Linked DNA regions of Homo sapiens: region 2 is linked to region 1. A link is a contact called in ENCODE Hi-C or POLR2A ChIA-PET data. All regions are on one chromosome and are shown on one strand. The core of a region is the stretch at or near the end of the contact, and the rest is flanking DNA. Distances in the headings are between cores, read along the strand shown.

The links. A loop is a pair of places that touch in the nucleus more often than their neighbours do. ChIA-PET counts read pairs that join two places held with the same protein, here RNA polymerase II (POLR2A). Pooled maps may share reads with other maps.
Region 2: a map of PC-3 shows a loop between it and region 1 (12-fold over the local background). The contact joins two enhancer-like sites. A Hi-C loop is called at or near these places in 16 of 168 maps with a recorded cell type or tissue (Calu3, IMR-90, PC-3 and 12 more) and 18 of 50 pooled maps. POLR2A ChIA-PET finds 5 or more read pairs at or near these places in 4 of 52 experiments (HEK293, HEK293T, PC-9 and 1 more).

What each region holds. Positions count from the first base shown.
Region 1 is chr18:22,465,312-22,471,722 of GRCh38, forward strand. It overlaps LOC124904260 (a long non-coding RNA gene), which reads right to left. Exons shown (of 3, transcript XR_007066305.1): 1 at 1-6,411. Among named protein-coding and RNA genes, the nearest start is that of CTAGE1, 51 kb to the left of the region's middle. RefSeq lists enhancers at 2,257-3,456, 2,655-2,949, 4,370-6,411 and a silencer at 5,295-5,589. Within about 2 kb of position 1,505, at least 13 of the 41 ENCODE cell types and tissues checked have a DNase peak (open chromatin) inside an H3K27ac peak, as active enhancers do.
Region 2 is chr18:22,344,409-22,350,727 of GRCh38, forward strand. LOC105372019 (a long non-coding RNA gene) reads right to left here and starts at 5,006. Exons shown (of 2, transcript XR_935282.4): 1 at 4,632-5,006; 2 at 3,438-4,540. Within about 2 kb of position 1,388, at least 6 of the 41 ENCODE cell types and tissues checked have a DNase peak (open chromatin) inside an H3K27ac peak, as active enhancers do.

The DNA of each region.
Region 1 (6,411 bases), core at 255-2,754:
GGTCTTTAAACTAAGACCAGAATGAGTTAGCTGGGTGAAGAATATATTCCAGGGTGAATATATTTTGGGCAGAGGTAATAGCCCTTGAGGATACCTTGTGATAAGAAAGAGCCTGAGATCATTGAAGACCAGAAATAACAAAACAAACAAACCAATATACAAACAAAAAGTGGGTGTACAGGTAATAAGAGAGAGGTGTGGCATGACACCACCGAATGGATTTATGACGAAAGGAGTCACTTGCTGAATCTGAAAGGGAAACTTCATCTTCTCTGCCTCCTGGCACCACACAGATAGGCCACTGACCTGGGTCCACATGGCAATGTTTTTGTCCTTTTTGTCATATTGCCTGAAATATAGACTCAGAAATATTTTTTTCTATGACCAAAAAATTGCTAAAAATTCTGATAGAAATGGATGATTCAGGCCCAACACCTTCTAGAAGTACTCCAATTTCGGTATGTGCTGTTTTGAGAGCCCACGTCTTACACAAGTGTCTAACAGCCATGTGAGGTGTGATTTTTCAGGATATCACCTTGATGCATGGTAACATGGCCCCATAATGAATAAGAGCATTTTACTGTACCTGAAACTCTGGGGTCAAGTCATATGGCTACGAATGTGGAGCAAAGCAATATGGAAACAATATGTTCAACTTTATGACTAGTAACTCATTGGCTCATGGACAGCTTTGTCCCAGCTTCTCTGGGGGTAGTTTTCCTGCTGCATGGCACACATTTGAGGAGCACTGGAAGTCCCACAGTTTTTCCCACACTACAGTATTCTGAGTATTGCAAGTAGAGATGGAACGGAGAGTGGGTTTGTCAAAATAAGCCAGCCCCACATTGAAAAAGTCACGTGTGCTTGGTGCTATCCACAAACATGAGTCACCCAGGGAGGTATGTAGATGCTTGTGACAAGAGAGGAGAGGCCTAAAAATAACAGTTCCACTGAAGGGTGGAGCTACAGGCTGCTGGTGTGTCATGTTTGGCTGCTGCTTCTGAAAATTCCTTCAGTTAAAGTAGCAAGTGGGATGACAGCTGCAGATACCTGGCTTTCAGGAGAGAAGTGTAGCAGGTATCCATTGAGGGGGGATTTCAGGGTCATGAACTCCTCCTTATTACTTATTTCCTGAAGCTGATGTGTGAAAATCCATACAAGAATCCCACATCTTTAGTTAAAGACTTTGATCCCCAATAAATCAGAACGACAGCACATTCGGCTGTTCTCAGTGACACATTTGAAGGTTGCTGGAGATACAAGGATGCTCAGAGTGTCTTCTTTTACTTTCTTTTAACTTTCTCCTGCTGTTCCATATACTACATGAGGGCAAGGACCTTGTTTGTCCTGTTTTCAGTTCCATCCTCGGTGTCTTGCACAGAGCAGGAGCTAAATAAATATTTGCTTAAGGAAAAATGGAAGGAATGTGTCTAGCCCAGCCCTCTTAGTTTGCAGGCAAGAATACTGAGCAGGGAGAAGAAACTTGCTCAGGATCATGCAACCTATCAGCAGGGGTAGGAGGGAAGCCAGCCTCTGACTCTCCACCCAGTGCTCTCACCTTTCCAACAAGCTAGCAATGACTCAGTGTGGCTAGAAGTGTCTTGTTGAGGGCAAAGACCAAACACGAGGTCTCTGGCTACTAGGCTGAGGTGGACAGTATGGGGCAGCAGTTCTGAGGGGGGCCAAAAGATAGTGAACTTCACTGGGAGGAGGTGACAAAGACAAGGCTTGCCACTGGAGGCTGCCCAGCAAAGTTTCAAGGGCACAGTGGTGCTCCTTTCTGAGCCTGTTGTGTTTGCCTAAATTTGTTTTTAATAAAACCTAGGAGAAAAGCACAAGTTCCTGGAGCAGCAGGGGCTGATGGCTTGTGGTCTGCTCAGGACCACAGACTTCACCTTATGCAGACAGCTCTATGGTCATTAATACTGAAGGCATGTGTGCTTTTTTTGTGTTTTGTGTTTTTCTTTTAATAATCAGACAATAGTTTACATCTGTGCATTGGCGAGGAGTCATGAAGAAGAGCATCCAAACAAAGATGAGAGAAGCCAGACTGGCAAGTGGGCTGGCTGGAAAAGAGAAGAGAAGCCAGACACAGTACTTTGTCTTTAGTCTCCATGGATAAAAATGCTTAAAGTTCACCGTGGGGAGAAGGGAGGGGAGGGAAAGGTCTTGAAGGATTCCCAGTGGATACAAACAATGGTCATTTTTGAAGCCAGTTTGCATTTAGTCTCACACTCTCTTGTCTTAAAACACTTCTGAAGCACAAGGCTTCTGAGAGAGTAGGGCAGTTGCAGGAGCAGCAGGAGGGGGCTGGGGTGGGACTGGGGTGTAGGGAGAGGCCTGAAGGACCCTCCTGGCCCCACATTCCTCAAGGCACCTAACAAGGAAGCAGAACCCTACCTGGTTAGAGGTCCATGTTCCAGAATCGATGGGTTCTACTGCTGTGCCCAGTCAACAGGATACCTAAGCTTTGACTTTGGGTCACTAAAGATTGTTTCTAGACAAAAGCCCTAGCTCACAAGTCTGGGGGCAGCTTGGGACTTTGTTTAGGCCAGGTTTACCAGCTTGGTGTGAGAATAGCATCAGATATTGGTTACAGTGGTGGGATACATTCCAAGACTCCCAGTGGATGCCTGAAACCTCGAGTAGTACTGACCCTACATATACATGCTTTTTCCATGTGAGAACTGAGATGACTACTACGTGACTAAGGGTGGGGAGTTTCTACAGTGTGGATATGCTAGACAAAGGCATGATTCACGACCTGGGCAGGATGACGAGAGATTTCATCATGCTGCTCAGAATGGCACGCAATTTAAAATTTATGGATTGTTTATTTCTGGAATTTTTCATTTAATATTTTTGGACCATGGATGACTGAAGATAACTGAAACCTTGGAAAGTGAAATTGCAGATAAGGGAGATTACTGTACAGGTTTACGTTGACTCAGTCTTCCTACTATGGCTTGAATGTTCGTGTCCCTTCCAAAATTCACAAAATAACATTGAAACGTTATCCCCAAGGCAACAGCATTAAGAGGTGGGGCTTTTAGGAGGTGATTAGGCCATGAGGGCTCTGCCCTTATACATGGGATTAGTGCCTTATAAAAGGGCTGGGGAAAACCAGCTAGGTCCCTTTTGCCCTTCCATCTCTTTCACAAGTTGAACCAACAAGGTGCCATCTTGGAAGCAGAAAGCAGCCCTCACTAGACACAGAATCTGCCAGCACCTCAATCTTGGACTTCCCAGCCTCCAGAACTGTGAAAAACAAATTTCTGTTGTTTATAAATTAGTCTGTGGTATTTTGTTATAGCAGCATGAACAGACTAAGACACTACCCCGGTCTGTGTATTTGGGCATAGAATTAACAATTATTTGATTCTCTCTCCTTGCCACACAGCTGCTGCCAGGGGATGGGGGCAGGGTGGTGTCGGCGATTCAACACTGTCTTTCCTTCTCTCTTCGGTGCCTCTTTCCTTGCTATGGTGTTAAACACAGGTACTGTGATCACTCACCTGACTTTCGGTTCTTATGGCGGTGCTTTCTTGGTGGATGGTGGTTCAATTTGGTGTTCCTTTGGCAAGGTTTGGGTGGGAACCAGTAGCTTTGATCAAGCTACTGCATGGAAAATCCCACAGGGATCAACTTACTTCATGTTATAGCCAGAGCAGGTTCTAGAATCTAGTGCTCAAGCAGCTTGTAGGATTTCAATTTAGAGATTAGGGAAGCTCCATCAGCTGAAGTAGGGTGAGGCTGGTTAAGGAATAGAAATAAAATGGAAGTAGTTCAGATCATTTCTCATTTAAAAAATTTTTTTATTAAAACAAATAACAATCTTCTGATTGATTGTCAAGGACGTGACGGAGTCTGAGAGGCTATATATTTTGAATTCGGGTTGTAAAGCACAGACATCCAAACCAACAGAACTCCCACACACACTTCAGGAATGCAGAGGGTTTTTGTTTGTTTTGGTTTGTTTTTTTTTTTTTTTAAGTTTTAGTAAGAACATTTTCTAAACATATACTGAATAAGGTTGTACTTGATAGTCCTGGTAATGGTAATAATGATAACTGAGAAAAAAGTGGAGAAGTAAAGGAAGCAGAAAAAATTAAGGCAATCCTGACAGCAATTCAGATAGGTAATCTACATAAATTAGTCAGTTTCCTTATCAGAGATTTACATGTTAAAACCACTTGATATAACCCAGCAGGAAATTGAACAAGTGATTCTATGTCCAGACTTGGAAACAAAAATAACCACTCAGGGTCTGCACACATTAGTTTGCTCAAACTTGCGCTGATAAGTCTTTTTGGCTAGAGCTATAGTATGCAGTTTTTAAGAGGGGAGAGTTTGGTTGGAGGATGATTGACACGGAAACAACTGCAAATCCATAATACAGGAAAGATATAAGCTTCAGCGAGTACCTGGATGTCACTGAGATGATGCAGATGCAGAGGGTGACATGCTGCACGGGACTTAGCATTGTTCGTGGTGAATCAAAAAGAAAACCCACCCCATCAGCTCTGTAAAACACATCCAATATCTTAGGCAGACTGACATCTTACATCTGATGCACTCACACAAAGATATTTCACATTCTCATTTTAAATTTGTACCCATTCCAGGGTTTCTTAGTGTTTCCCAGAGAATAAGAATGATTTTGAAATTTGTGACTTGTCACTTTGGGGACAGACACTGCCTGTCAAGCTCTTCAGGCCAAGACCCCAAGGTTCCCCCAGCAGCCCTCAGACGCCCGTCCAAACAGTCTCTCTCTGGTCTCCAAGAGTTCCCGTGCATACCACATGCATATTCTATTTATATGTTTCTTTGTCCTGAACAAGATTTGGCCCCATTGTGTGGGAGCAACACCAGAAAAGAAAAACAAAATCCATCCACCGAGAGAAAATGGAGATTGTGAGAGCTTGGAGAAATTTACATACTTTGCTCATTCCATTTTCCTGTGATGTCAGAGTCAAAGAATATGCCTTTTTTAAAAAAATCACACACACACACACACACACACACACATTTCAAAATGCTGGGACTCACAGCTCTGTCAAGTGTATTGTCATTAAAAGGAGAAATGTAAACACTCTTTTGCCTTTCCCTCCACCCCCTTCTATTCCCCCCATCAGCCCCTAAAAAAAACTAACAAATTAGCCCAGACTCCACTGGACAGAATTAAGGGCCCGTCTGCAAAAGGCCGTGGGGTATTAATGGAGATGGGGCTGAGGCTGGGGCAGGGACGATGTGGAAGTGGGAGGCCGGAATGTGATACTTGAATCTGGGTGACTGGTTCTTTATGGAGGCACAGAAAAGGGCCGGCTGACACTTTACAGATTGAGTGTAATGTTCAGGGAATTTGGCATTTCTGCCACGGGCTCTGGCTGCCCTGGTAACTGCTTTCCTTCTCCCTGCTGGTAAAAGTGCAGGAGAAAAGGGTTAAATAAATGTTTGTGATATGATAAGGTGCTTGTTTATTCAAGGAATGACAGATTATTGGCTCCAAAGGCAGCCCTGAAAAATAGTACAAAGGAACTGGCTCTCCCTTCGCGGATGATGTGATTTCCTCCTGAGATTCTGCTCTTTCCTAGGAACAATTTGCCCTGGGAATTAAGAAAGATGATTTCCCTGCCATCAGATATGAACATGGAGTTGGCGCTGAGGGCTGGAGCCCCAGAAGCTGGCTGGGAACTGGGATGGGCTTGTTTTGGGGAATGACTTTCCTGCAGGGATTTTTCTCTCACTGCCCTCAGGCTGGCCCAGCACAGAGCTCAGCTTCCAGCATCCACGTGCCCTGCTTACTACCCAGAAAGGCTGCAGGGCATCAGCGTGTTGCTACTTCTGAGAGCCTGGGAAAAGAAGTTACGTACTCAGGAGGGGGACTTCTTCCTCAGGAAATCCTGGTGCCAGGTCTGCCTCTAGCCCCAGACTGCTGTGTTCATCCCCTGACCATTCCCACATGGCATGGACACATGTGCCCAGGATGGCATGCATATCTGTCCATTTCCACACCAACACAAGCTGCACTACATGAGCTTTCTCCTGTTGTCCTCTAGTGATTTCATAGCTAGTCCTGCAGGAGAATTCAGTTCCAGATCCCCAAACAATGAGGCATTCACCTAAAGTTGGTGCACTTTTCCTCGGGGAGCAAACATCAGTGGCTGCCAACCCTGAAAATCACAGAGATCTGTACGAGGGGGCCTGTACAAGTGAGCCTAGAAGGGCTGTGACACCTTGCTGTGCACTGTGAGCTGTTCCGTTCATGCCCAGCTTCTGGATGCTGCTCTGAGGTGGCTTCCGCCTGCAGAGCAAGGGTTCTGAGCCCAGCATGCTTCAGCCACAACTCTTCCTTTCCCCTCTCCTGGCCCTGCTTCTGGCATGCCATAGAGAGGTCATTCACATACTTGC
Region 2 (6,319 bases), core at 138-2,637, 120 kb before region 1:
CCCATAACAATGGCTAGTCTTCATGGCGCACACTCATGTTTTAGGCCATTTAATCCCCACATAGCCCTATGGGAAGGTTCCTTTAGCTTTTCCATTTGACAGTGGGTGACACACAGAAAGATAAAGAAACCAAGACAGGCTGCACATTTAACAAGCACAGAGTCAGGACTGGACCAGGCAGCCTGGCATCAGAAACTTTTCTCTTGAGACTCCTTTGCACTGCCTGTGTTTTCTGTTTCACTCCTACTGAGATATTAATCACCTACCAAAACTCAAAATACCACGGGAAACAGCATTCTGTGGTGGTTAAGAATATGGACTATGGATATAGAATGCCTGAGTTTACATCTCAGCTCCATCACTTAGCAGCTGTGTCACTTTGGGCATGTTACTTAACTTCTCAGTGCTTCATCTGTAACATAAGGATAATAATAATACTTCTTAGGGTTGCTTGAGGATGAGTTAATATATGTAAGGTAACCCGGCACATGTCCGTGTTAACTATTATTATTATTATTTCATCTCACCTATCTGCAGCTGAACTAGCACCAACGAATCTCATTATATGTGAACTGAATTAGGTTAAGCTCTGGGGTCAGATCCTGATCTCTTTATCTAGTGGTTGACAGTGTCACTCACTGTTGACAGGACAGCCTCTAACAGGGGTTATTGTCATCTCACGCAGTAGTGTTTCCTGTGGGTACAGAGAGTGGCTGCATGCATAAACCAAGGGCTTCTCAACTTTCCAACATATTAATAATAAAATGAAAAGACAGAAAATCACACTTATTGACCAATTCCAAAGGAAATTCATTTTACTTTACCAAATTGTTACCAAAATATTTGCTTATTTCAACTCTGGAAAAATACCTTTGGGAGGATGAAAGGGTTGAACTTTTACTTTTTATGCTTCAAATAACTTCTAAACACAAGCCTGTTTGGTGAAAAGGGAAAAAACCTGTGAATGTCTCACTTTGCAAAAGAACAACAGGAAGCTCTGGTTGGCAAGGTTTTACATGCACTTCAGAGAGTTTAAGGTCAAGGTGCAGAAGGGCTAGTGAGGAACTGGAGCTGAGGCTGAGCTTGTGGCTTAAGGGGTGGGTGCTAGATTTCTGCCTGCTTAGGAGGGGCTGTGCCTCTCCCTTCTCCCTTGGCCAGCTGCTCACAGGAACTTCTTTTTCTGGAGCCTTGTAGAAGATTCATCGTGGTCCCAGCACTTACACATCTGAGCCAGCTCAGGCTGGATGGAAAGTTTTGAGGGCCACCTATTCCTAAATATTCAGGAGGAGAAAAGAAAATCCCTTGCAAATGACAGGAAAAAGCCATCCTTTCTCAATACTTAAACATGACATTATGATTCCTGGAAACCACAACAAAAAAACAGAACAACATTCACTCTGTCTCAAAAATTCAAATAGGCACAAGGCAATGACATATGGTAGTTTTTGTTTCTCACAGAACTGAGATCTGCAGTTCTCAAGGACTTTCTGGATGGTGACTACAGCCAGGGGCAATGAGGTCAGCGTGGCTGGGGCTTTCCGGTCACTGGTGGGCAGAGGAGCACAGGGAGCATGTACTGGGGTTGGATCTATAGGCTGGGAGCCAGCAGGCCTGCACTCAAATGCAGTTCTACCACTTTCTACTTGTGGGGTTTGCTGATAAGGCCTCTCTGCCTCAGTTCCTCAGCTGCAAAGTAGGGAGAATAATAGTATTTGGCTCCCAGGGTGGCTGTGAGCGTTAAATGAATGAAGACATAGCAAGGTGTTCAATACCTTGCACGGGTCAGCTATTTAGTTAATGTTATTTATTATTGTTGTGCTCTGATCCTACTTGTGCAATCAGGGGAATGCCATTAACCTCTTTTTGTCCTTGTTTCTCCCTTATAAAATGGAATAAAAATACTTCTTTTGGGGCTGTTGTAAAGTTTAAATGGAATAGTGTACAAATTGGCATTTATTGAGTTGGGTTCAATAAGTGGTAGCCTTCCCAGGAAGGATCGTTTGGGAGTCTTCTACACCTTAGATTCCCCATGAGATCTTTTCAAAGGCAAATCTGATAACACATCTTTTCTTCCTGGAGAAGCCAAGGTTTGATCCTTGCTCAGAGCAGCTTGAAGCAGCAGTGAGTGAGTAAAGCTGGCACCCCTCCAGCTGAGAGAGGAAACCTGAACAAAACCATGGAAGGAAGTATCTAGAAGGCTTTATGCAGTGCTAGGCACACTTCTAAGGATGTGATAACTTAGTTCAACCTCACACACTCTTACAAGCTGGAACTACTATCATTTCCATTTTGCAGGTGATGAAACTGGATTCAAACCCAAGTCATCTGGCCCTGGAGTCTGTGTCCTGGGCATAACACACTGCCCTGGCATAGGAACTTTCCGAGGAGATAGGAGGCTGAGATCATGGTGGGGAAATGAGCAGAAAGGCTGGTGGGAGTGCTGTGAACACCAGGCCAACCTTCAATTTAAAACAATTCCTTCAAGGAAACACAGCTCCAACTATTCCTTGTCAGCAGAGCAGCTGCACACAGTCCCTTGTCCTGTATGTCCTGATAATCGTCCTTTTCCACTTCCTCTCTCCCCTCCCCCTGGCCGACTTATTGATACCGACGTGGACAAATGAGGTCAGAAAACTTCAGTGACCGCACACAGTGTCCTTCTCTATGGGTCACTCGCTCACAAGGTCAGCACAACAAACCCTCCTGCTGCAAGGATTGTCCCTGGGAAGCTGGGGGAGGAGCCTGCGTGCTTCCGCGTCTCCCTTGACTCCTGCCTGTCCGAGGCCAGAATGGGACTGCGCTGATTAGAGAGGGAGCAATTCTGGAGGGCAGGAGTGAGGTGGAGGAGGTGACCCTGAGCTAGGCAGAAGATCACGTAGGAGGCTGTTCACTGAAATGAGCTTTTGCACTTGGAACATTACATAATCAGAGAACACCTTGTTACCTTGTTTTGGTAATAATTAAGAGTTCAAATCAATCACCTTTCCATTCATTATTTTTAAAACGACAGATGTCAGAAATCTAAACCTTGTTTTTACTGTTTTGGGGGATGCGGGGAAGCGAGATTAGCCAGCCTCTGAATCACCCACCCACATGTGGTACATTCCTTGGGGTAATTAGAAGATTGTATGTTCCTCTTTCCAGAGATACTTGAAGAATCATACTGTAAATTTGTGTAACATTTTATAAATTATTTTGCGTACATTTTTAGGAGATGAGAAATCATTTTGTTTCAGATTAAAAACTCTCTCAAAATAAAATCTAAATATCTCTTCCTGGACATAGCTTTTTTCAGACTGCAACTGCAGAATGGGGCTTTTTTCTATCTCTCTTTATTTAAAGATCACATAAATTTTAAGAAAAGAAAGCCACTGGTTTTAGGAGTCTAAGAGCAAAGATTTAGAAAGAAGAAAGAATACGCCTTTGGAAGATCTGCATACTTTGGAAATGAAGAGAGTTTTATTTCTTAGAGACAGGAGGAAGATTTATAGATTTATGTTTCCTCCATAAGACAAATGACCGAAGCGCACGTTGTTGGTTTTTTTCAGCACTAAATCTAATCAATAACCTTTGTTACGAAAGAAACAAATAATCGCTAAAGTTTAGTAAAGGTATAAAATTCACTAGGTTCTAGTGTTCGGGTTATTTGAAACGTGTGTGTGTGTCTCTCTCTCTAGAGCTGTGCTTCAGCTAATTCCTGTTAAATAGTTATGGAGTATTTTTTTCTTTTTGCTACGAGCCTTGCAACATATGAGACAAATCAGACAAGTTTAGAATCACAGAATGTTAGGGCTGGAGAGGACGTGGCGCTAGCCGCGTGCCCAGAGTTTACAGTTGAGACGTTGAGGCCCCCAGAGCTGCTGAGACTTGCCCAGTGTCACCTAGCTGCTGAGGCCCGGGGACCTCGTTGTCGCATCCGACCTGGGGCGTGCGCAGCTCTAATTCTCCGCTCTGAATGCTGGCCCTGGAGTTGCCCCTGCTCTCTCACAGCTCAATACTTGGGGACCAAACTCTCTCTCTTTCTGCTCCCCTCACCCCCACCAAGCGCCGTACCCACCTCCCTCGCTATCAAACAAAAGCTCCAGGCATTGGAAACGTTTCCCCGCCGGGAGCGCCAGGGTCCGGCCGCGCTGCGGGGTCGGTCTGCGCGCGCGGCGGGGTGGTGGGCGCGTCTGGCCGCCCGGGTCTTCAGGCGCGCAGCGACGCCGGCCCGGGCCGCCGGTCTCAGCGCCCGGCTCCGGCTGGGCGGCCCCGGACGCGCCGAGCCAGGCTCGCGGGGGTCAAGTCCAGGTTGCGGCGCAGGAAGGCGGCGGGGGAGGGGCGGGCCGGCCGCGCCCTCACCCCCTCTTCTCCGCGCCCAGTGCGGAATGATGGGCCGGTTCCCTCGGTGTGGTATGTCTGTATAAACATCGTTAGCCTCCGGGCCGACACGTGGTGCATTTTTAATTTCGCCTTACAAATTGCGGCCTCCTGGCGCTGGAGAAGCGGTGGGGGACCTTGACTCCCCGCCTTTCGGGTGCATTCCTGGGCTCCCGGCTGCCTAGACACGAAAGGGTGCTGTGCTTCCTGGCTTCGCAGCGCACCTCATTTGTAACATTATCTGTGCTAGGGAGTCAGTCTTTCCTACTTACCTGGAACTGGCAAAACGTGGCTGCATGGTAGGGTTGACTCTTAATCTCCCGGGGCGGGAGCAGAGCGCAGAATCCTCTTTCCACTCTATGTTCGCAACCACAAGCCCCGACAAGCGGCGCTGGCTGCTCCGTCCCGTCTGCGGGCCGCGGCTGCTCCGTCCCGTCTGCGGGCCCCAGGACCATGCGCTTCCCCGCGTCGCCCTCACCTGCGTCCCCACCACCTTTCCATAGCGCTCAGTCCTCTCCCACCTCCCCGTCTCGCTCACTTAGCGCACAGAGCCTCATCCGGAACCGCCCCAAACCCAAACCCTTTAAAAATCGATTTCGGCATCCCTCAATTCTCTGCTTTCTTCTTCCTGGCAGGAGGGGAATCATGCTCCTTACTTGGGAGGTTGTATTTTGAGGCAGATCATACAAATGACAAAGATGGAAATCCCTCAGAGCCTATGGCAGTTTTGACTTTAAACATGAGGCGAGTTAACAAGGCAAGCAGCGATAAATTCAGCCCAGGGCACGACCCAGCACTAAATCCTCCCTTACAGTGTCCAGATTTCTGGCCAAGTTGTCAATGTGATGCCCTCTTTCTCCACTGGCCTCCTCAACTCCCTTTTAGGTTGTGTTGTTTTTGTTGGTTCACTTTTGTTTTACTGCCAAGTTATCTCTGCCACCACTCCCCACCGCCCTCATTTTCTGATTCTGTTTTCCAAGTTTCTTACGCATGACCAGAATAACACACCCCACGCTTCTCCTGCTAAATCCCTCAAACTGCTGCCCTAGTAGAAATTTTGGAACAAGTTCGTGGCAGAACATTTTGTTCATTCCCCTACATGAGCTGCTGAAAGATGGAAGAACATGGTATTTGCTGGGAATGAAAACATGGGAAAAGCTTTTGGAACCGACACCGCTATATTCTTTTTGTCCCTTGCACAAGGTAATCGTGTATCCTTCACATTCTATATAAAAACAACCTACAAAAAACATGTAGCCCCCCGCCACTGGAGATGATCAGTACTGGGCAGGGTTAACCAAGAAGCACTTAGTGTGCCTGAGTAAATAGTGCGGGAAGGATGACAGCATGTTAGACTAATAGGCTGATCATAGCGATAAACTTGTCCCAAAGATTCTTTCCGCTTTACGTTGAACAGTTACTTTGCTTCAAAGGAAATGGGTAAATGGTGTTGGTTTTATGGCCTGGAACCCTCTACTCAGACAGCTACACAACAAGCCTGCATTAAACGTTGTGTTATCTTCCTGCTCCGTCAGATTTAGAAAGAAATAATATTATTACATACACCATAGTTTATTTCCCTCTTGATGTTCTACAAAAGGAAGGAGATCAAGTTACACGCGGAATAAGTGCTCCATGGAATAAATGGTCCACAAGGTAGAAGTAAGCAGATGATTCTGCCTGCCTACCTGACAGTGGTGGGGATTATACAAGGTAAGAAATAAAAAGAAAATGAGGATTTTCCCAAACACATAAAGGTTCTTTAAGCCTCACTCTGTTTCATGCTTTTGCTTTTGCTCAGCCGTAATAATAATGATAGTGATAATAATGGTAACTGCTAACATTTGCCAAATATTTATGATGTACTGAGCCCTGTGCTAAGCCCTTGCATACATGATCTTATTTAATTCTCACAGAACTTCAGTGGGGTGGGTCCCTTTTATCCCAATTTTATAGGTAA